Regions from separate parts of the Homo sapiens genome. Here region 2 is linked to region 1. A link is an interaction called in ENCODE POLR2A ChIA-PET data of the cell type or tissue named here. Cell type or tissue: OCI-LY7. All regions are shown on one strand. Links, peaks and the distances in the headings refer to the core of each region. The heading gives the core; the rest is flanking DNA. Region 1 has its middle 10 kb from the start of HEBP2. Region 2 overlaps ARFGEF3 (ARFGEF family member 3).

Evidence for each region. ChIA-PET counts read pairs that join two places held together with the same protein. Peaks named below come from ENCODE experiments on the same cell type or tissue, not always from the same donor. Only the 100,000 strongest peaks of a DNase experiment are listed, where the experiment ranks them.
Region 2: POLR2A ChIA-PET joins it to region 1 with 7 read pairs; 2 of 35 experiments call an interaction of 5 or more read pairs at or near these places.

What each region holds. Positions count from the first base shown.
Region 1 is chr6:138,388,681-138,399,562 of GRCh38, reverse strand. No RefSeq gene overlaps it. Among named protein-coding and RNA genes, the nearest start is that of HEBP2, 10 kb to the left of the region's middle. In OCI-LY7, for the core only: no CTCF peak of the experiment used is centred there; a DNase peak (open chromatin) is centred at 5,242; H3K4me3 peaks cover 521 bases; H3K27ac peaks cover 1,035 bases.
Region 2 is chr6:138,231,466-138,242,347 of GRCh38, reverse strand. It overlaps ARFGEF3 (ARFGEF family member 3), which reads right to left. Exons shown (of 34, transcript NM_020340.5): 6 at 3,717-3,839. Among named protein-coding and RNA genes, the nearest start is that of PBOV1, 18 kb to the right of the region's middle. In OCI-LY7, for the core only: no CTCF peak of the experiment used is centred there; no DNase peak of the experiment used is centred there.

The sequences.
Region 1 (10,882 bases), core at 1,709-9,708:
GCAATATTTTATTTGCAGAAAATCTAAGGCTAAATTTGGAGACGTTTATTTTTCAGGGTTTGGAGTATGCAATTAGTGAAGGTAACAGAGGTGACTACACTGCATTATCTGTATTTACAAGGCAGTAACTAGTCATATAAAAGAACAGAGGAAGGAAAGAAAGGGATTTATTTCAAAATAATAGGATTTCAGTTTAGAACAAGTTTAATAAAGTTTAGTAAAGTTTAATAAACTTTAAATTATTTAAATTATTTAAAGTTAATAAACTTCATTCAAGTTTTATATTGTTATTTCAAAATAATCGAGTTAGTTTGTTTTCTTGTTGATTAATTATAGTAATTTTTTATTTGCTTATATTTCATCAATGTTTATATGACACTATGAAGCAGATATTTTATTTAAGCTGTACAGCAAATTTTGAGATAAGTTCTATTTTCCACATTTTGAAATCTGTGAAGCTGATGGGGGAGGAGCAGAGTACTCAAATGTTTCTTCCTTTTGTCTTTCAAAAGTACTATTTATTTTCAGTTAACAAGCAATATTTTATTTTTGTATTTATTCATTTATTTATTTATTTAGAGACAAGGTCTTACTCCGTCACCCAAGCTGGAGTGCAGTGGTGCAATCACGGCTCATGCAGCCTCGGCCTCCCAAGGATCCAGCAATCCTCCTACTTCAGCCTCCTGAGTAACTGGGATTACAGGCGCATGCTACCACACCTGGCTAATTTTTTTGTTGGTTTTGTAGAGACAGGGTTTTGCCATGTTGCCCAGGCTGGTCTTGAACTCCTGGGCTCAAGCAATCCACCCACCTTGGCCTCAGAACATGCTAGGATTATAGGCATGAGCCACCATGCCTGGCCTTACAAGCGGTATTTTAGGAACAGATATTTAGTGGTGTGTTTGGTGAGGAAAGACTAAGTTGTGCTGTGGAAACAACCGCACATAGCACTGGCCATAAGCAACAGCTGATTCCTTGTTCATGCAGAGTCCTCTCTGGGTCTGAATGAGGATTTTGGACAGCCCCTTTCCATGAGACGGTACAGCCTGGCACCTTTATGTCAACAGATACCTCCACAATCACCCTGGCAAGGGAAGAGAGCACTGAGAGACCCACACCAGTAATACAGCTGGTTCTCATTATTTGTGGTAGTTACATTCCTTAAAGTAACCATCAACACCGATTTAGCAAATACTGAACCACTGCTCCTAGGGGAAATATAGAGTTAGGTTCCCGTAAGCCTCTGGTCACAGTATTTTCAGTAACCAGTCAATACATAACCTTGTTTTATGTGTGTTTCTGCATAAAGATATCTTATTTAACAGGTGTTGTTGATTCATTAACATTGAACTCGTGACCAGCAGCATTATAACTCATGCCTGAATGTCACATATATCTTCTCTGTAAGGCACATCACGGCCTTCTTGCACTGAGGAGCACTAGACAGCACTTCAGCCCTAAGCCTGGGGGCTGTTTTAAACAGCAAACAAAAAGCACAAAAATGCAAAAATGGTGGCACTCCATAGATTGTAAAATGGACATTGTCTACCGCATGAGAGCTAAAACAAACAGAGCTTGCCTTTTCCAACTTCAGCTGGGAATGTGTGCACTGGGCAACCTGCATTTTCCAAAGCTGTGTGCATGCATATGTCTGTGAGTGACCAGAAAATGCTGTGAGTATTGACTGTGGAGTTACAAAGACATTTTAGCAAGCAGGCAAATTTGCAAATATGGAATTTGTGAATAATGAGGATCAACTGTAAATGCTTCCTGCAGTAAGTTACATAAGTTGTTTCCATCCACTTTCATTGACCAAAGCAAGTCACCGGGCCTTGATTAACCTCAAGGGGGTGCAAAAATACTATTGATCTGTGTTTTTAAAGGAGAGCTCAAAATATTTGAGAAAAGCCCTGTCTGTAATATCATTGAGTCATACGTTGTTTATTTATTCCATACTTGTGGCAGATTTTTATTTCCCAAAGATGGTTGCAACATTATCTTCCATCCAATGTGCTGTTATTATAACGTGACTTTGACATATCTCTAATTAAGAGGTGGACATCTGTTCTCCCTTTCCTTGAAACTTGGCAGGCTTACGATGACAGTAGAAGGCTAGATCATTAAAGTTGTTCACCTAGTTTTCTTTGGGACACTTGCTCTTAGAATCCAACAGCCACGCTGAAGGGAACCCCAAGCAGCTCCATGGAGAGCTATGTTTAGTATATCCTAGCTGAGGACCTGGCTGACAGCTGGCATCAACCACTGCTCACGTTGAGTAAGCAAGTGTTCAGATGATTCCTGCCCACCATTGAGTCACCTCCAGACATCCTTGAGTCTTCCCCACCGAGGTCCCAGAAGTCATAGAGGAGATACAAGCTATCCCTGCAGTACCCACAGAAACTGTGAGGATAAGAAAATGGTTATTTTTTTAAATAACATTATGTTTGGGATAATGTTTTTCAGAAACAATAACTTGAAAAGTATTTATTCTATGCAGTATTGTAGTAGGTGTTGCTGGGTGATAGGGTTTGGCTCTGTGTCCCCACTCAAATCTCATTTTGAATTGTAATCCCCACATGTCCGGGGAAGGGCCTGGTGGGAGGTGATTGGATCATGGGAGTGGACTTGCCCCTTGCTGTTCTCGTGATACTAAGTGAGTTCTCACGAGATCTGGTTGTTTGAAAGTGTGTGGCACTTCCACCTTCACTATCTGTCTCCTATTCCGCCATGGTAAGACGTGCTTGCTTCCCCTTCACCTTTTGCCATGATTGTAAGTTTTCTGAGGCCTCCTAACCATGCTTCCTATAAAACCTGCAGATCTATGAGTCAATTAAACCTCTTTTCTTCACAAATTACCCAGTCCCAGGTAATTCTTCACAGCAGTGTGAGAACGGACTAATACAATGGGTTTTATCAACAAATAGTATTTGATTTTGGCCTTTCTGGGGTCATCCATGCACTCATAACATAGTTAAATATCTGGTCTTTTCTTTTTTTTAAAGACAGGGCCTCACTATGTTGCCCAAGTTGGAGTGCAAGCATAATGTTATTTTTAAAAATAACATTGTGATTGGCACAATCCCAGAGCACTACAGCCTTGAACTGCTGTGCTCAAGGGATCCTCCTACCTCAGCCTCCTGAGTAGCCAGGACTACAGCTGCATGCCACCGCTCTCAGCAGTTACCTGGTTATCTGGTCCCCCTATAGTTACCACTGTCTCATATGTGATAACTGTAAAATGGGTAGCAACTTGGTATTCTAACAAGAAATTTAGTCTTTTCTTTTGGCTGGCTTCTCCTTCAGTTTTGACGAGAATTAGAATACCCATTAATGATTTAGGCACAAAGCCACCTGTGAAGCGCCTCCTACACTGAGCACTTTACTCTGTGCCTGATCCATAATTGCATGATAAATGTTGAATGAATGCCAGTCATAGAATTTGGCAGACACATAGATAGGAATTGAGTGTTTTTAGGAACACCTGAGAACCACCTTTCTTATCTGCCACAGAAAATGAAGAGACACTGAGTTGTGGGGTTGAGGATAAAAAAGCTAAAGTCTAAACCTGGAAATGCTTTTAAAAATTAAAATACCAATTTTAATCAGAGTGAGGCTTGATATAACTTCTAAGTTTGTTGGAGGTGTTTATGAAAAAAGAGAGGCTCATCCATACTGATTTTAAAAGGTTTATGCTTTGAAGTTAAAAATAGATGACCAAATATATCACAACTAGATAGCTCACATTCTCAAAAGCACTTAAAAGGAACTAATCTTTGATGCAGCTAAGGTAAAATGTTTCTAATAGATCACTTGATGAAAGACCATTTCCCAAAAATTTAGGGCTGCTAAGATGTTTCTTTGAACTATTACATGTGGGGTTTTCACTGTTGCAGTAGAATTATTGTATTCTTCCTTTCTTTTTTCTTTTTCTTTTCTTTTCTTTTTGGAAATAGGGTCTTGCTGTATCACCCAGGCTGGAGTGCAGTGGCACGATCCTGGGCTCAAGCAATCCTCCCATATCAGCCTTCAGAGTAGCTGGGACTATAGGCACACACCACCATGGCTGGCAATTTCTTTAAAAATTTCTTTTAGCAATGGGGTCTTTAACTCCTGGGCTCAAGTGATCCTCCAGCCTCAGCCTCTCAAAGTGCTGGGATTACAGGTGTGAGCCACCATGCTTGGCCTGCATTATTTCTTTATTAAGATAAAGAATTAGTAGGAATTGGACTTGACTCCCTAATGACTGAGAACATAGGTGTTACAGAGGTTCAGTGTCCAACTTCCCAGAAGAGGAGTTCCTCTGCCTGCACCTTTAACAGATCTGCAAACTAGTCAGTTCTCAGCCTGCTCGTAAGTCCTGCATAATGGTCTCCCTAGGTTGTTCTACAGTTGAGTGTCTACATGTGCACAATGAGACCCAGGCACAGAAGAGATAAGTAACAGATTAAAAATTGCCTCCAAGCTCATGCGTGTTGGCTCACACCTGCAATCCCAGCACTTTAGGAGGCTGAGACAGGAGGGTCACTTGAGCCCAGGAGTTTGATACCAGCCTAAGCAACATAATGAGACCATGTCTCTACAAAAATTTTTTTTTTAAAAATTTAGCTGGGCATGGTGGCTGAGCCTATAGTCCCAGCTACTAGTGGGGCTGAGGTGGGAAGATCACTTGAGCCCTGGAGGTCAAAGATGCAGTGAGCCATGATCACACCACTCGAGCTTCGGTGATAGAGCAAGACCCTGTCAAAAAAAAAAAAAAAAAAAAAAATCCACTACCATGGAGAAAAGGTTTAGTAGTAATGCCTGAGTAATGAGACGAGTAACATCTCATCTTCTGGATCAGTGCCTCTCAAGCTATCTGCAATGAAAGATCCTTTATATATTTTTAAAATTTCCAGTTCATCTTAAACCAACATGAGTGTCTACTGCACAGGACCATGTGCAGCTCATACTATAGGCTACTGAACCCACAAGTTCTGTAGTAATTTAATTGGTCTATACCAATATCAGTGAGATGAGTCCACTGATCACATGCATGGATTTTGTAAAAAATAAGTTGCTATAAATGTCTCTAAACATGAAACCAGCCCAACTGTGCCATAGAACTGATGTTCATGGTTTCTTTTGAATAAACATAGAAATTGGCCCAGTCTTAAAACTTTAGAAAGTTATCTTTGTTTTATTTGAGTTCCTTTCTCAGGAAACCAACCGTCAGGCCTCCCAGATAGTATCAAGGAACTGAAACTTACAAGATCATTGCATCATTGCATCTGGCCAGTGAGGCCAGACCCCTTACCCTTCATGATTGTCTAACCGACCACTTGCCTCTTGTTAACCAACTCCTCTTCCTTACCCCTTCCTAACTCCTGTTTTCCCACACATAGTTATATTTCTTCCCTGCTATATACACCGCTAATTTTAGTTGGTTGGGGATTTGAGACAGATCTCTCATCTCTTCAGCTGCAGCAGCTGAGTAAAGACTTCTTCCCTGCCAATACTTGTCTCAGTGATTGGCTTTCTGTTTGGTGAGCCATGGGACTTAGATGGAACCCCTGGCATTTTAGTAACAAATGCTTACTCTCAACTTCTCTTATTATCTTATCTCAGACTGTCAACAAGTAGCCTGTGAGCCAGCATCAGTTCATGGACCATGCCTCGAAGAACACTAATTTAGATGACTATCCCTGTCTCCTGTCCAACTGAAACCTGATTCAGCCTTTCCAATCATTGCAGTACTTTTGGGGTTGATTCTCTGGATACTTAGCTTGTATTTATACTTAAGGAAGACTATTGTGTATTAACATGGATTATATGATATTATTTTATAGTCTATACTCATCATTTTCATTGCCATACATTTAAATATATAAAATTATATTTTACTTGGTTTTATTATTTGCTTATTTAATATTTAGAAATGTGTTTTTTTTCCAGGTTCACATGATGACCTGACATTATTAGCTTCTTCAGGCATTAGGACTTAATGGATGAGGTACAGATAGGCTGGAATCCATGAATGTTGCTTTCACAGCTAGAGTTTCTTTAGACATTCACTTAAAGTATAGGACAATCAAAGTCATACCCTTTTTTGTGGCTAGTACACAATTCATTCTACTTGTGAGAGTGTTAAGTGTTGGGATGTTGTTAATACCAGTGAACAGGAATTGGGCATCAGTTTCTGGACTGCCATGATTTTAGTCTCACCACAGTCATAAAATCTGTAGCCTGCGTCCTTCAACATGGGCAGCCACCCTCCACCAGGTCAGAAGAGGGTGCTCTGCTTGGCTTAAACCCACATGTAAGAATCTGGGTTTCCATCTGACCTCTGCCACTTTCTGGCCCTGGGCATGAGATTCAGCCTCACCAAATCTCTTTCTTCATTGGTACAAATGGCTGGTATTCATCACATACAATTTTGAGGATTCTAAGAGGAAATGCTCAGTTATCGCTTAGCCCAATATTTTGCATGTTGTGTCCCCATAAATGATAGTTGTGAGTATGATTTTTTGTGAATGAAAACTCTGGGCCATTTCATTAAGCCCTGAGATCCATTAATTGAACTCTCCTGGTCCTCTGCCCATTAGCTTCTCCAGGCATGAGAACTTTGTGGATGACGTACAGAAAGGTTGGAATCCATTTGTATTGCTCTCACAGCTAGAGTTCCCTTAGACCTTCACTTGACGTAGAGGACACTCCATTTGCAATAGTTGCTCTGTCCTTAAGGCAGATGTGTGTTTGAACACTGGATTGTCCCAATAAACCTCTGAAGTAGATCCTATTAGTATGATAAAGGAATAAATAAATAATGAATAATTTAGAGCCAAGAAGATTCAATGACATATGTTCTTATATGTTCTGCATATAGAAGAAAACTTATTAACATCACTTTATAACTTATTGTTATGATGGCATTAGCAAAATGGGAGAAAATAAGGGAATGAAAGTCTGGCTAGGACCACTGAATGTGTGTTGGGGAGGAAAGAGAAATTAATTCTTATTTTCTCTGAAAAAACATCCAATTTCTTGTTTCCTTGTCTGAATTTTGCTTACATTGAATCAGGATAACCTGCTTCCCAGGGCTACATTGTGACTATTGCAGGCCTAAGGCACTTTTGCCTTCGTGGTTTCCTTCCTCCACGTGAAACTTATAAAATATACAAATTACATTTTATGACTGTATTGGTGTAAAGATGAATATAATCTTTGATCCCAAGAGTTTTTTTTTCTTCTGATTTTAAAATAAATTAAAACATTTTCATGGGACCCTAAAGGTAAGGTGAGCTTTGGGGATGGTGCCTGGTGTGCCTGATTGGCCCTGGTCCTACCACAAGCAATTCGGATGTTTTAGTTTCCTTATGAGAGAGTGAGAGTGCTTGATGTATAACATGGGTTGGTAAATACAGATAGGAGCTGATACTTGCTCTGTCCTTAGGCAGATGTGTGTTTTAACATTGGATTGTCCCAACAACCCTCAGATCCTAGTAATATGATAAAGGAACCAATAAATAATGAACAATGTAGAGAAAGGAAGATTCAGCACTTCAAATCAGAATATTTAATTTTTTCTCCAATTTGTTCAGAATCCAGTAGACGAAGAATGCAAATATTGGCCCTTCAAAACATCCAACTATGTGCATTGTATAAAAACTTGGAGGGGCCGGGTGCAGTGGCCCATGCCTGTAATCCCGGCACTTTAGGCTGTAATCCCAGCCGAGGCAGGTGGATCATGAGGTCAAGAGATGGAGATCATCTTGGCCAACATGGTGAAACCCCATCTCTACTAAAAATATAAAAATTATCTGGCCATGGTGGCACATGCCTGTAGTCCCAGCTACTTGGGAGGCTGAGGCATGAGAATCCCTTGAATCCAGGAGGCAGAGGTTGCAGTGAGCCGAGATTGTGCCACTGCACTCCAGCCTGGGTGACAGAGCGAGACTCCATCTCAAAAACAAAATAGAACAAAACAAAACAAAACAAAACAAAACACCCAAACTTTGAGGAATTGAGGACATGAAGATATATTTTACCTGTAGGGCAGAGTCCTCCCCACCAGCAGCAAGAACACTGTGGGACTTAAGAGGTTTTCCACTCTGTTGCCCGGGTTGGAGTGCAGTGGCACGATCATGACTTAATGCAGCCTCAACCTCCTGGGCTCAAGCTCAAGTGATCCTCCCACCTCAGCCTCCTGAGTAGCTGGGACCACAGGTGTATACCACCATGCCTGGCTAATTTAAAAAAAAATTTTGTAGAGATGGTGTATCGCCTTGTTGCCCAGGCTGGTCTCAAACTCCTGGTCTCAAACTCCTGCCTCAGCCTCCCAAATTGCTGGGATTACAGGCATGAGCTACCATGCTAAGTCCTTTTGTGGTTTTCAATGAGCACTTTATATGGTTCTGTTTTCTCTGATTTCTTAACACATTGATTATTCTTATTTTTTAGTGGTTGGCCTAGAATTTGCAATATATATTTACAACTAATCCAAATCCTCTTTCAAATAATATTATACTGCTTCACAGATAGTGCAAGTACTTCATAATAATAAAATTCTCCCAATTCCTCCCTCCCGTCTCTTATATTATTGCTGTCATGTATTTCACTTATATATAAGCATAATCAAGCAGTTTGTTGCTGTTATTATTTAGAACAATTAAGACTTTTATCAATTAAGAATAGAACATATACAAAATTACTTTACCTTTATTTATTCCCTCTATAATCCTCTTCCTTTCTTTTTTGTTTTGTTTTTTGAGACAAGGTTTCACTTTGTTGCCCAGTCTGGAGTGCAGTGGTGCGATCATAGCTCACTGTAATTACCAGCTCCTGGGCTCAAGCGATCCTCTCACCTTAGCCTCTCGAGTAGCTGGGACTACAGGAGTGCACCACCATGCCAGGCTGTTTTTATTTTTTTTTAGATGGAGTTTTGCTCTTGTCACCCAGGCTGGAGTACAGTGGTGCAATCTTGGCTCACTGAAACCTCCACCTCCCAGGTTCAAGCCATCCTCTCACCTCAGCCTCCCCAGTAGCTGGGAATATAGGCACACAACACCACGCCAGGCTAATTTTTGTATTGTTTTTTTTAAGAGATGGGGTTTTGCTGGGTTGCCCAGGCTGGTCTCAAACTTGTGAGCTCAAGCCATCTGCCCGCCTCAGCCTCCCAAAGTGCTAGGATTATAGACATGAGCCACCGTGCCCAGCCAGAAAGAAGCATATTTCTGATGACCACGATTCAATTGTCATCTAAAACATGTTTTATACTATTCAAGTTCAGGGTACACCATTTTTTCCTCATCATCCTTAAATCATAAACTAAAACACTTTTCAGCCATAAATCGATCAATCCAGAGAGCATTTCCCAAGCAATGAATCATTTTTTATTTTTTATTAAAAAAAAATTTTTTTTTGAGATGTAGTTTTGCTCTCATTGCCCAGGCTGGAGTGCAGTGGTGCAATCTCAGCTCACTGCAACCTACACCTCCTGGGTTCAAGCAATTCTGCCTCAGCCTCTCAAGTAGCTGGGATTACAGGCGCCCACCACCATGCCTGGCTAGTTTTTGTAATTTTAGTAGAGATGGAGTTTCACCATTTTGACCACGCTGGTCCCAAACTCCTGACATCAGATGATCCGCCCGCCTTGGTCTCCCAAAGTGCTGGGATTGCAGGTGTGAGCCACCGCAACTGGCCTCATTTAAAAAATTTTTAGGTTTGTAGAGATGAGGTCTCACTTTGCTGCCCAGGCTGGTCTCAAACTCCTGGGCTCAAGTGATTCTCTTGCCTCAGGCTCCCAAAGTGCTGAGATTACAGCCGTGAGCCACCACGCCCTGCCCTCTTCCTCCCTTTATCCAAATTTCTGACCTGTGTCATTTTCCTTATCTCTGAAGAATTTATTTTAATACTTCTTACAAAGCAGATGGCTTGGCAACAAATTCCCTCAATTTTTGTTCCTGTGAGCAAGTTTTTCTTTATCCCTCACTTTTGAAGAATAATTTTGTAGAATACAGAATTCTAAGCTGGTGTTTTCTTCCTGTCAATACTTTAAATATTTCATTCTACTCCACTTGCTTGCATGGTTTCTGAGAAGTTGAATGTCATTCTTGTCTTTGCTTTTCTATGGGTAGTGTTTCTTTTTTCCCCCTGACTTCAAGATTTTTCCTTAAGTTTGATTTCCTGCAGTTTAAATATGATATGCCTACGTGTAGTTTTGGGACAATTATCCTACTTATTCTCAGGCTTCCCAGATCTGTGGTTTGGTATCTGACATTAATTTGGAGACATTTGCAGTCATTATTGCTTCAAATATTTTTTCTCTTCCTTTCTCCTTCAGGTATTCAAATGCGTATGTAACACCATTTGTAATTGTTCCAGAGTTCTCGGATGTTGTTCCTTTTTTCAGTTTTCTTTTCTTCTTCGCTTTTCCATTTTGGAAGTCTCTATTGACAAATCCTCATGCTCAGAGATTCTTTCTTCAGCTGTGTCTCGTCTACTAATAAGCCATCAAAGACATTCTTCATTTGTGTTACAGTGGTTTTGATCTCCAGCGTTTTTTGATTTTTTCTTGCAATGTCCATCTCTCTGCTTATGTTACTCATCTGTTCCTGCATGCGGTCTACTTTTTCCATTAGAGTCCTTAGCATATTAATCCTGGTTGTTTCACATTTTGGCCTGAGAATTTCAACATTCTGCCCTGAGTCTGCTTCCGATACATGCTCTGCCTCTTCAAACTGTGGTTTTGTTTTTGCTTTTGCTATTTAGTATGCCTTGTAATTTCTTGTTGAAAAGTGGACATGATGTAAAAGGAACTCTGATAATTAGGCCTTTAGTAATGTGGAGGTAAAGTGTGGGGAAGGGCGTATTCTACAGCCCTTTAATTAGGTCTCCTGTTTTGGCA
Region 2 (10,882 bases), core at 1,515-9,514, 160 kb after region 1:
GAAGGGAAAATAGGAAGGAAAAGACATTTACAAATAATCAGACTTACTTCCCATTGCAGGGATAACTCAGTGACTACTGAGAAGAGACTAGGAAGGTGGCACTTTATTCTCCTTACCTCTTTGCACCAAGAGATAATCCGGAAGTATTTTCATGCCAACTAATTACCGGACACGTAACTCATCCCATGGTGCTGATTTAATTTTTAAACTTGCTACAGGCACGCATTTCTACCATTCTCTGCTCATTAATTTGCAAGCTCAGCTGCTTCCACAACAACTTTTGCGAAATGTTATGTCAGTATCTACAGCTCAGAATGGCTAAAGTCAAGTTGAGAACAACATTCCGGAGGAAGCACATTTAAGTCATATTTAAGGGTAGGAGAATCCTTCAACCTTTCAGCCCCAAATATTTAAATGTAGCAACTTTACTTTTTGAAATTAGTAACTTACAACTTAACAATAGCTTAGGTTACCTAAAATAATTCAATAATAAAGCTGGATAATATGTAGGATTTGTGACGATACAAAATCAAAATTATCGTCTGTCCTGGCATGCAGCTGGGGATAAACATTTATTAGGTTGAAGATACACATCCTGCTAGTGATTTTGGCATTCTACATTATTTATTTTCTTTCCACTGCATTTAACCTTCCTAATTTTGAGGTGGCCCATGATGTCTTTCCAGTTGATAACTGAAATGAGTGACTGAGGCAAGTATCTCAATCAATTGAGTTTTATTAAGCCAGCTTTAGGGCACGCCCGGGAAAAGTGTGAGCTGCTGACACACCTGTGGCTGTCTGCACCTGTGGCTGTTTTTCTGAAGAGGCTTTCAGGAGGTTTTACATTTCAGGAGGTTTCTACATTTCCTTAAAGGAAGGGGGAAGGCATGTAGGAAGAAGGGCAGGTAGGCAGTAACACGAATGGTTACATGCTTGTGAGATTTTACTTAGTGCCCAGTAAATCTAAATTTTACATAAGGTGAATGTTTGAAGAAAAAAATGGGAGTAACGGAAGAATCAATTATGCAGATATCTCTGGGTAGACAGAGGAGTGATGGATCTTGCCTTTATTCTGCACCTGGGAAGATGGGCTTGTAATCAACTTTATCAGTGTGGAATCAAACAGATTTTAGTTTTAGGCGCTAGACCTAGATTGCGGATCTAAAGTTACAATAGGCATGTCCTTGTTTACGGGAGGCCAGCAAAGATTTGACTTGAGTGATCTGTGGGGGCAGTCATTTGGATATACTTGAGGCCTTTTACCCTTCTGAGGTGGTCTGGCTAATGCATAACGCTAGTAGCAGCATCTCATTCGGAAGAGGGTGTTACATGACTCAGCCTCCAGGCTTAACCTTCCCTTTGGCATAAAAAATTTGGGGGTCCTGAGATTTTAAAAATTTTCTTTTGCACAGTGATAGGCCGTGCTAGAAAATATACGCATCTTCCCCAGGTAATGCTCAGTGTTTCCCAGGGGAATACGTGGCCTCTTTAGAGCAAACCCCTCCATTCCTATAGATGATTCCACTTTAAGAGCTTTAAAAAAAATACGTAAATTCTTATGCGGCAAAACTTATGTCTCCCTCCATTGGACATCACAAATGCTTCAAATACCAGCAACCTGAGACCTATGTTTTCTGGGACATGGAATCACATCTCCAGGGACCGCATGAGTAATAGAAAGGAAATAACAGGAAACACCAATTTTCCACCTAATTTGAGATCTTGCCTCCGGTTGGGGTGAGTCCAGATGGTCCGTGATGAGCAGGACCAGAAGGCTGTTTAGCCACATAATACCCAGGATGGAGACAGACAGCCTCTACAGTATCACCTGCACCTCCACAGCCATACCTTTGCCATTCTTATGGAAGAGCAGTATGAGCTAAAAGGCTGGGATATTTGACTGGAAACCTAATACTCTCCTACTTAAAAATTTTAAAATAAGATTAAATGAACTCATATAATTGAAAGCACTTTGAAATTACAAAGTTTGATTTAAATGATGTAAAATATTAGGATATTATTAATATAGTGTTTGATCATATTGTCATTTAGCATGGATGAAATATGAGTGTATATTATAAGATTTCTCAACATCTTAGATTTATCTCAATTAAAATTTTTTTCTCTTATTTTCTATTTATGTATTTTAATTTCTTTTAAACTAAATATTCCCATACTAGCTATATCCAAAATCCTACTATAAATAAAATTGTTTTTAGCAAGCTGTAAGCTAAAGTAATAAAAATATCTCAAGTTAAAACAATTTTTAATAGAAACTGGGGCTTTGGATACAGCAAACAGAAAAGAAAAAAAATCAATATTTGTTTTTTCAGATTAGTGTTGTTTTCAACACTGGCTGCCAGAGCACATATTAACTGAGAACTTGCACTGGCAGTCAGCTAGAGACCAGGGGTTTACTTCTGGCTCCTTCATTGATAAGCTCATTCATTTTAGATTTCGATTTCATCTTTCTGAGTTTCACCTTCTCATCTATAAATGAGGAAAAAAGAATTTGACTAGATCATCTCTAAGGCTCTCCTCAATTCCATGATTTTCTAAAAATTAGAAAATAATTGAAATTAAAAATAATTACAAATAGTTGAGGTTAAATAAGAAATCCTAATTTTTATAAAATTAATTTCAGAGATATCTGGGACTGTAACTGAGATTTTCTTTCTTTTTTTTTTTTTTTTTTCCTGAGACAGAGTTTCACTCAGTCACCCAGGCTAGAGTGCAGTGGGCATGATCTCAGCTCACTGCAACCTCCACCTCCTGAGTTCAAGCGATTCTCCTGCCTCAGCCTCCCAAGTAGCTGGGATTACAGGTGTGCACCACCACACCCGGCTAATTTTTTGGATTTTTAATAGAGACGGGGTTTCGCTATGTTGGCCAGGCTGGTCTCAAACTCCTAACCTCAGGTGATCCACCTGCCTCGGCCTCCCAAAGTGCTGAGATTACAGGTGTGAGCCACCACGTCCAGCTGTAACTGAGATTTTCCATTTGAACAAATAACTAATGTCATTTCAGAACACTCCTTGCAGATTTCAAAAGGATTTTAATCTAAATTATGACAGAGGCAGATTTTAAAACAACACAAAACACCAATTTTGAAGAGGAATCACTCTCTCATTAACATTCCCAGAAGATAATATATACAAGGAGCCAATTACGTTTACATTTTCCCCTGGAATGCTCACTTTAGACAATCTGTTCAAGTTTAGAGCAAAAAGCTCTAGTGGGCTTTGATGATAGAGAGAAGACAAGTTTAGTTTCACCCTGAAGGCCCCAGCAGGTGAAGGAGGCCTCCTGCCACCATCTTTTAGTTAACAAAGGGAAACATACCCAACCTCAAAGCATGTAATAAATTCTATTCATTTTTCTTAATTTCAAATTTACTTCCAATATTTGTTAGTGTATCGCAATGTTTCTAATAAAAATTTTCAGTATGAGAAGTTTTAAAACAATGATTAAAAAATAAGTTTTAAAATAACTCAAAAAATCACGGAAACTGCAAGGAAAAGCAATTCTCAAAGCTTTAGGGTGAAATAGGCAAACATCTAAAGAGCTTAATGTGTACAAATAAATGTTCTGTTAAAACAAGCAAGCTCTTCCTACTGTTTTCAGGAGGCAGGCAGCCCTGGCAGTGGGGGCCCCGGGGCATGGGATACACAGACACCACCAGGAAGGTGATGAACATGGGGGTGTCACAGACTCACCGTATTCTCCTGCCTCTGTCGTAACTGTAAAGTCAAGTCACTCAGCATTTGACTGAGAGTTGCCCGCACAGCAGTGTTTATGCTACGCTGGTGACAGCTGCTTATGTACGTCTCAATGCACACCTGTTAAAGAAATAAGACAGCAACACACATGTCTGCAGGTATCAGCTTATTACCAACATTCTTTGGGATTGACCAGAGAGGATATCAAATCCCTCTTAAACAGAAAGTCAGCCTGATTTAGGACTGGTTATTACTAAATATAACTAAATATATTTTAAATCCCTGGAAATTTGTTTTTAAGCATATAGGAAAAGTAATATTTCCCTAAGGAACCATTCTTACAACCTGTTCCTCTGAGCATCATAGGGGAACGCAAATTAGCGATTTTTAGATGTGCCAAATAATTCTATCTAGAATCAACTCAGGTGGCTGGAAATTAATCAGAAAAAGCTCCCTTCGTAGTGAAATAGAACAGAATTTATTAACTCCCAGGTTGTGCAGTGTGGGAAAAGGGTTAGCAAAACGCTTTCTCCTGCTCTATGAATGAGTTTGACCTTGGGTCAACCCTCTAGCTGTGTTCTTCTGGAAATTTCATAAAGGCAGGACATCAGCTGTGTTACTAGGTAGCATGGCTTATGGCAAAAATGTTTCCAAATTCCTACACTACATCTGAATTGGGAGAACTGTGAATCAACTATAAATACCTGGTGGGTAGCCACAGGTTTGGGCTTCCCTAGGTTTACTGACTCTTCGAATTGACACGTCCTCTGCAGGAACTCTGCAAACTCTGCTAATAGAGTTGTTTCAGAAATATTGGTCCTATTTGGGACATGGGGCTTCTAGACCAAGGTGACTGCACTCACCGAGATGGCTCTCATCTCCTTGCACCTACGCTGTCATTTGAGAGCCAGAGGTTCTTCTCTAGGCTGCTGTGAGGAACCCCAGGAATAACAATGCCTAACACTGTCCTGCTTCTGTTTCCTGTCCTGTGTCCTGCAAAGTGAATATAACACCAAGGGTGGCCTATTTGGGTCTTACCAGTCTCCATGTCTAGTTGAGCCTAAAAAGACCTGGTGGTGGCTACTACATGGAGAAATCTCAATTAGAAAAAAAAATCCCTCATTTGATAATATGCTGCTAAAAGTCATGACTTTTCAGATTTTACTGCCTCTAATTCTTCTGGAAGCTACAGGATGGGCACGAAAATGCATGCTGTAAATTTGCCTACTTTTTTTCTCTCCATAAGGCATTCAATTTTACAAAGCATATTTAGAGACACGAAAACAAAAAGAGGAGTTTAATTTCCTAAATTATTTTTCTAGGAAGAGCTCCAAGATTATCTACAATGAAAATCCAGGATTCTCACCTACATGGCAAATTTAATTTGATGATTGACAACTGAGATGGGCAAGAGACTACATTTTAATCTTTGTTGCTGCTTCTGCTTAAGCTGGAGAATTTTCTGCCAGGCCTCATGTTATCTTTTTCTTTCTGCCATGCCTCACTATGTTTACCTAGCAGAATTAACTAGGTGAACATAATTTTTTTTAAGTTTAATTTATCTCCTATTGAATGTTAATATTTCAAAGGAGCATTTGAAACTGAAAACTGTATTTGAAAAAAAAAAAAGGCAGTCTTCTCAACCTCGACAAAACCCAACAACTCCCAAACCTACATTTGAAAGTTGGCTTAGATTAATTAATTTCATAGTTAAAAAGCAAAAGCAAGTTATAAAGTATTTATTTTTCATAAAAGTATTTAGGGCACGTGACTTTTAATTCATTTTCTCAAATAACCATGGATATAGTGGATTTGAAGATACAATAATTTATGCATGCTTAGAAAAGAAAAGGTGTTTTAGGCTAGATGTGGTGGCTCACACCTGTAATCCTAGCACTTTGGGAGGCTGAGGTGGCTGGATCGCTTGAGCCCAAGAGTTTGAGATCTGCCTGGGCGCAACGGGGCAAAACCCCATCTCTACAAAAAATACACAAATTAGCCGGGCATGGTGGTGCACGCCTATAGTCCCAGCTCCAGGCATGGGAGGATCACCTCAGCCTGGGAAGGTAGAGGCTACAAGGAGCCGTGATATTGTGCCACTCCAGTCTGGGTGACAGAGACCCTACCTACCCCCTGAAAGGTGTTTTAACCCTGAAATGCTTCTACTTTTGCATGCGATGAAATGGTTTTAAAACTTTGAAGATACATCTAAATGAGTGCAGTGATTCACTTTGATGAAGCCAAACTCTCCATTGTGTATCATTTGTACTTCATAATTTAACAGTTTTCTTTAAATCTTACATTTTCCCCAGAAATCTTTATAACTGTTGATCTTCAAGATCTATAAGCTCTGCCATTTTAAATTTATGGGGGAGTTTTAAGCCTTAAAAGCATTACAGATGAAAGAGGAGCTATTTTGAGAGCTGAACTACACACTTAATATAAACTCTCTTGAATACTGAGAAACATACCACTATGCAATCTCTGTTAAAAAATTACATCATTCACTTTAGACTCATGAAAGAAAGTGCATGCATGAGGAACTGGATTTTATATAACGCAGTGCTGTAAACAGACAAGAACTTTCCAAATATCTAATGTATTCTTTTTTTAGTTTTAATGCCAGCACTGTTTTTAGTGTTTAGTTGCTAATACTATACATATACTACTGGATATGACTTATTGCAGTAAGCATTTTATTCAGGGAAAAGGTAAGCATGCTTACTCAGCTAAAAAAAGTATTAATTTAAGAAGCCCATTTGGCTGAAGTTGGGAGTGTAAAGACTGAATATGACAAAAAGGTATCCCATTAAATATAAAAATTACCATGTATTTGATGACATGGTTATCTTTAGGTACCCAGAAAGAAATGCTTTCTCAGCTATCTTGACATCTTCTAAAGGAAAGTTTCTTACACTTCCTGTAATAATATATTGGTAAACTAGTAAGATTCATAGAACTAGAGCTTCCATTTTTAAACCTGTTCATTGTATTCAAGACCAACTATTTTTAATGTTTTTCTTCCTCTACCTCAGGGCAGTACTAAATGAGCACACTGAATCATAGCAGCTAAGAGAATACCATGTCCAAAAGCAGGCTGAATTTCTGGGACAGAGCTCATCAGTTTCTTCTTTTATTCTGCCCATTATTGGTTCTACCTGCCCATGCTCTTTGCTTTCATTATGCAGAATCAACACTGGGAAAGCCTAAGTCCTGCACCTCTGCCAGAGGCTCAAAGGGCCAAGTCAAATACCCTGTGAAAAGCCCTATAGGCACCTGATCACAGGGAACACACAAAGATGCAGGGCAGTGAGGAGATTATAAGGGACACTTTGTGATCATTTCACTGATTTGTAAGCATCCAGCTTTATAACATGCTAAACAGAACTGAGAGCAAACACAAACGGTTAATGATACAAAATAAACCCCAAAAGTAGAAGGAAAAAGAACAAGAAAACACAAGTCTGCAGGCCATACATAAGAAATAAAAGCTTTACATCACTGAGTAAGTAGACTGATAGATAACAATACTAGGTTAAACCCAGGGAGAAATCACTAAAGTATTTATTATGAAGCAGCACAGTGGAACGTAGCTATATATATACATATATTTTTCAATATATGTTGGCCAAAGGGATCACAAATATTAAAGAAGATGCCACAATAAAAATGTGCTTAGTTTTATAAAATACATATGACCTTCACTTTGTTGAACTGTGCAATTACCTTCTCTTTCCCATCTGAATGGGGTTATTGGCACTGCTTTGTTAAAATCGTATATAATACTAGTAAGTTCCATAAAGAGGTGAGCTAGTATATTTTCAACTGGGAAACTTTTATAAGGATGAAAAATAATTTACAGTGATTAAAAATAGAAAGGATCAGAGATTAAGCTATAAAAAAGCAGAAGGAATGTCTTCTATGTAGGGAAGACTATAAATGCTTCTTGAACACATTAGAACCAGAGAAAATCTTGGCTCTCACTGTAAGTCTAAGTTTCATGATTAATCATGCTGACAACTCAGTTGCCAGGCTATTCCTTATTCTCTCCTTCCTAAGACAGGTCAACAGGTAGGTATGTGGCAAGAGGCATCTCATCAAATGGGTCCTGCTGATGCAAACACACACCACACACACACACACACACACACACGGGGTGAACTGAAGTTGTTTTATTATTTCTAGGAAACAGCTGTCTAAGTCTGATCACCACGTTAGGTAGGGAAGTTTGCTAGTTTTCCTTTTGGATGTCAACTCAAAAATAAATTCTAAAAGTGCCAGGCATACCCGGAGAAATCTGATTGTGACTTGCCTCTTCCTCCTCTATGGTCTTCTTGGCTTAAGTTGGCATATTAAAATGGCTTAAGACACCTTAACCCATCGATTCGTGCACCTTCCCAGGTGCCATCTACTTGGTCTACAGAAGGTTGGCTGAGAACCAGTCCAAACTGAAGCAGAGACACTGGTCTGTGTGTCTTCTAACTCCAAACAACTTCTTCACAAGCCATGCAAGTAAGAGGTTTAAGGGAGGTATGGAAATTCCTTGCCAAAGAAGCACGTGCTCAAAGCCCATCTAGCAGTAACTAGCTAAAGAACAGACTCCTCAGAGGAGTCAAACCAGAATCAATAGAGACTGGCACACAGGAAAGAAAGGGTTTCAGGAAGGAAAAGTGAAGCTCCTTGAACTGCAATTTCCTCACTCTAGTGGTCTCAACTGGTTTGAGGCCGTGGTCCTGCTTCCATGGCTAGTTTTCTTGCCAGGAGGTGGGGTTACTCCTCCCAGTCTTGCAGAGAATATAACATAACAAGGTGCTTCCGAGATAAATAGATCAAGGCATCTGTGTACTTTTCTGCAGGATTATATCTGAGACTATCTGTTCCTTAATTGTAGAACATTTTATTTCAGGTATGTCTCAGAAATAATGCTATCATATCAGAGTAAAAGAAGTATTGGCCGGGTACGGTGGCTCATACCTGTAATCCCAGCACTTTGGGAGGCCGAGGCGGGTGGATCACGAGGTCAGGAGTTAGAGACCAGCCTGGCCAATAAGGCGAAATCCCAACTCTACTAAAAATACAAAAAAACTAGCCAGGTGTGGTGGCATGCGCCTGTAATCCCAGCTACTCGGGAGGCTGAGGCAGGAGAATCGCTTGAACCCAGGAGGCGTAGGTTGCAGTGAGCTGAGATTGTGCCACTGCAGTCCAGCCTGGGCAACAGAGTGAGACTCCATCTCCCCCCACCCCCCAAAAAAGTATCACTGAACATTTCAAGAGCTATAAACCAGCCCAATCTAAAAAATACTTTAGTGACAACTAGAACTGTTAAATTAGAACTGTTGGTGGCAGGTGTTGAGCGTCAATGTTTTTTCAAGCTCCCCAGGGCAACAAGTGAAACTATTACAAACCTCCCATCCTCTGATGTGTTATATATAATGCTCAGAAAAGATACACTATCCATATGGAAATATACTGGAAAAAGTGACATATTCCCTATGGCCACTTGAATCTATGGTCACAAAAAAATGAAATGAATAAACACTTGAGCTTTATATATATAAAACACCATAGAACAATTATCTAACTAAATGCCTCGGTAAAGGTCCAAGGGTGGAAGACTCCTAAGCACTTCAGTTGGTTGCCAATATTATTATGGCAAGATTCTGCTAACATTCTCTAAGACTGAGGGGGAGCCAGGGAGCAATATAGCAGAGTGATTAACAGTACATGTTTGCAATATTAGAAGTTTGGATTTGAATATCTAGCTGTAGAAACTTGAGCAAGCAAACTTCACTTTGCTTGTATTCTTTATCTAGTTGTGGCAGAAATTAAAGGAGAATACATGTAAAATGCCACTTATTGCCATGCCTTAGGCACTCAGTGACTAGTAGCTATTATTATTAACCAGTATATTAGAATGGAGGGCTGGCTGGATGGAAGGAATAACAATAAAAAAGGTGTTTTTCATGCCCTGAAATTATGAACCTTAGAGGAAAAAACAATGGCCTTTGAGACAGATTTTGCTTGACCCTGATAGCAAGCTACAGAATCAAAGACTGGAAGTTTCCATAAGTCAATAAGATCAAACCAGCAAACACTCATTTATGAAACAGGCTTTCTGCTTTTGAGAAATCCCACAGAGAAGCCTTCCGCAGGTATAAAAAACCTTTCCAATGGAACAGGCTCACTGCAGCCTCCGCCTCCCAGGTTTAACCAATTCTGCCTCAGCCTCCCGAGTAGCTGGGATTACAGGCATGCACCACCACGCCTGGCTAATTTGTATTTTTAGTAGAGATGGGGTTTCCCCATGTTGGTTAGGCTGGTCTCGAACTCTCAACCTCAGGTGATCCGCCTGTCTCGGCCTCCCAAAGTGCTGGGATTACAGGCATGAGCCACCGTGCCCAGCCCCACCTTTTTCTTTTACTCCAAGACCTTGGCAATTTCTGCTCCCACAGCTTTTTCCTATATGAAGGTAACTTTCCTTGGAAAACTCAACATATCTGCTACCCTGGGGTTAATATTAACAGAAATCGGGCTCAGCTTTCAATCAATGAAGAGAAGGGCTATGCATCCACATGGAGTTTTAGTAATGATTTCATGAAATTGAACAGAAAGCACTTGGATATTTCATAATTGTCCATTTTTATATTTGGTAATATTTCTTATGCTTCCTGTCACAGAGGATGCTGTTCTAAGAACTTTTCATTATTGCAGTTTAATTAAGCAAGTTAAATTTAGATACACAAATGAAGGGTGCCCTCTTATTTACATTTTGAGAGCTTAATGATCCTTTTATAGTTTCAGAACCTTGGGGAAATAGCCTCATTTTTCATGCTTAAGTACACATCCCACTTCCTGATCAGCAGGTTTCAGGATAAACACTATTCATGAGTAATAGTCAATGTATACAAAAGTAAGCAGGAAGAGAACATCTAGATTCCTTCTTTACATTTCCACAGGAGTTTTAAATGGTTTATTTTAAGGTGCTTTTATAAATTGCTTCCCGATTTCAAACGTGGCAATGGCAAACATTTCACATTTACCATGTGGCTGGACTTGCACTAAAAGCTTTTTATATGGATTGTATTTTTCTTGTCTAATCAGCACAACCACACTATGAGCTCAGTATCACTTATCATTTCATCTACAGAGAGCAAACATGAGGC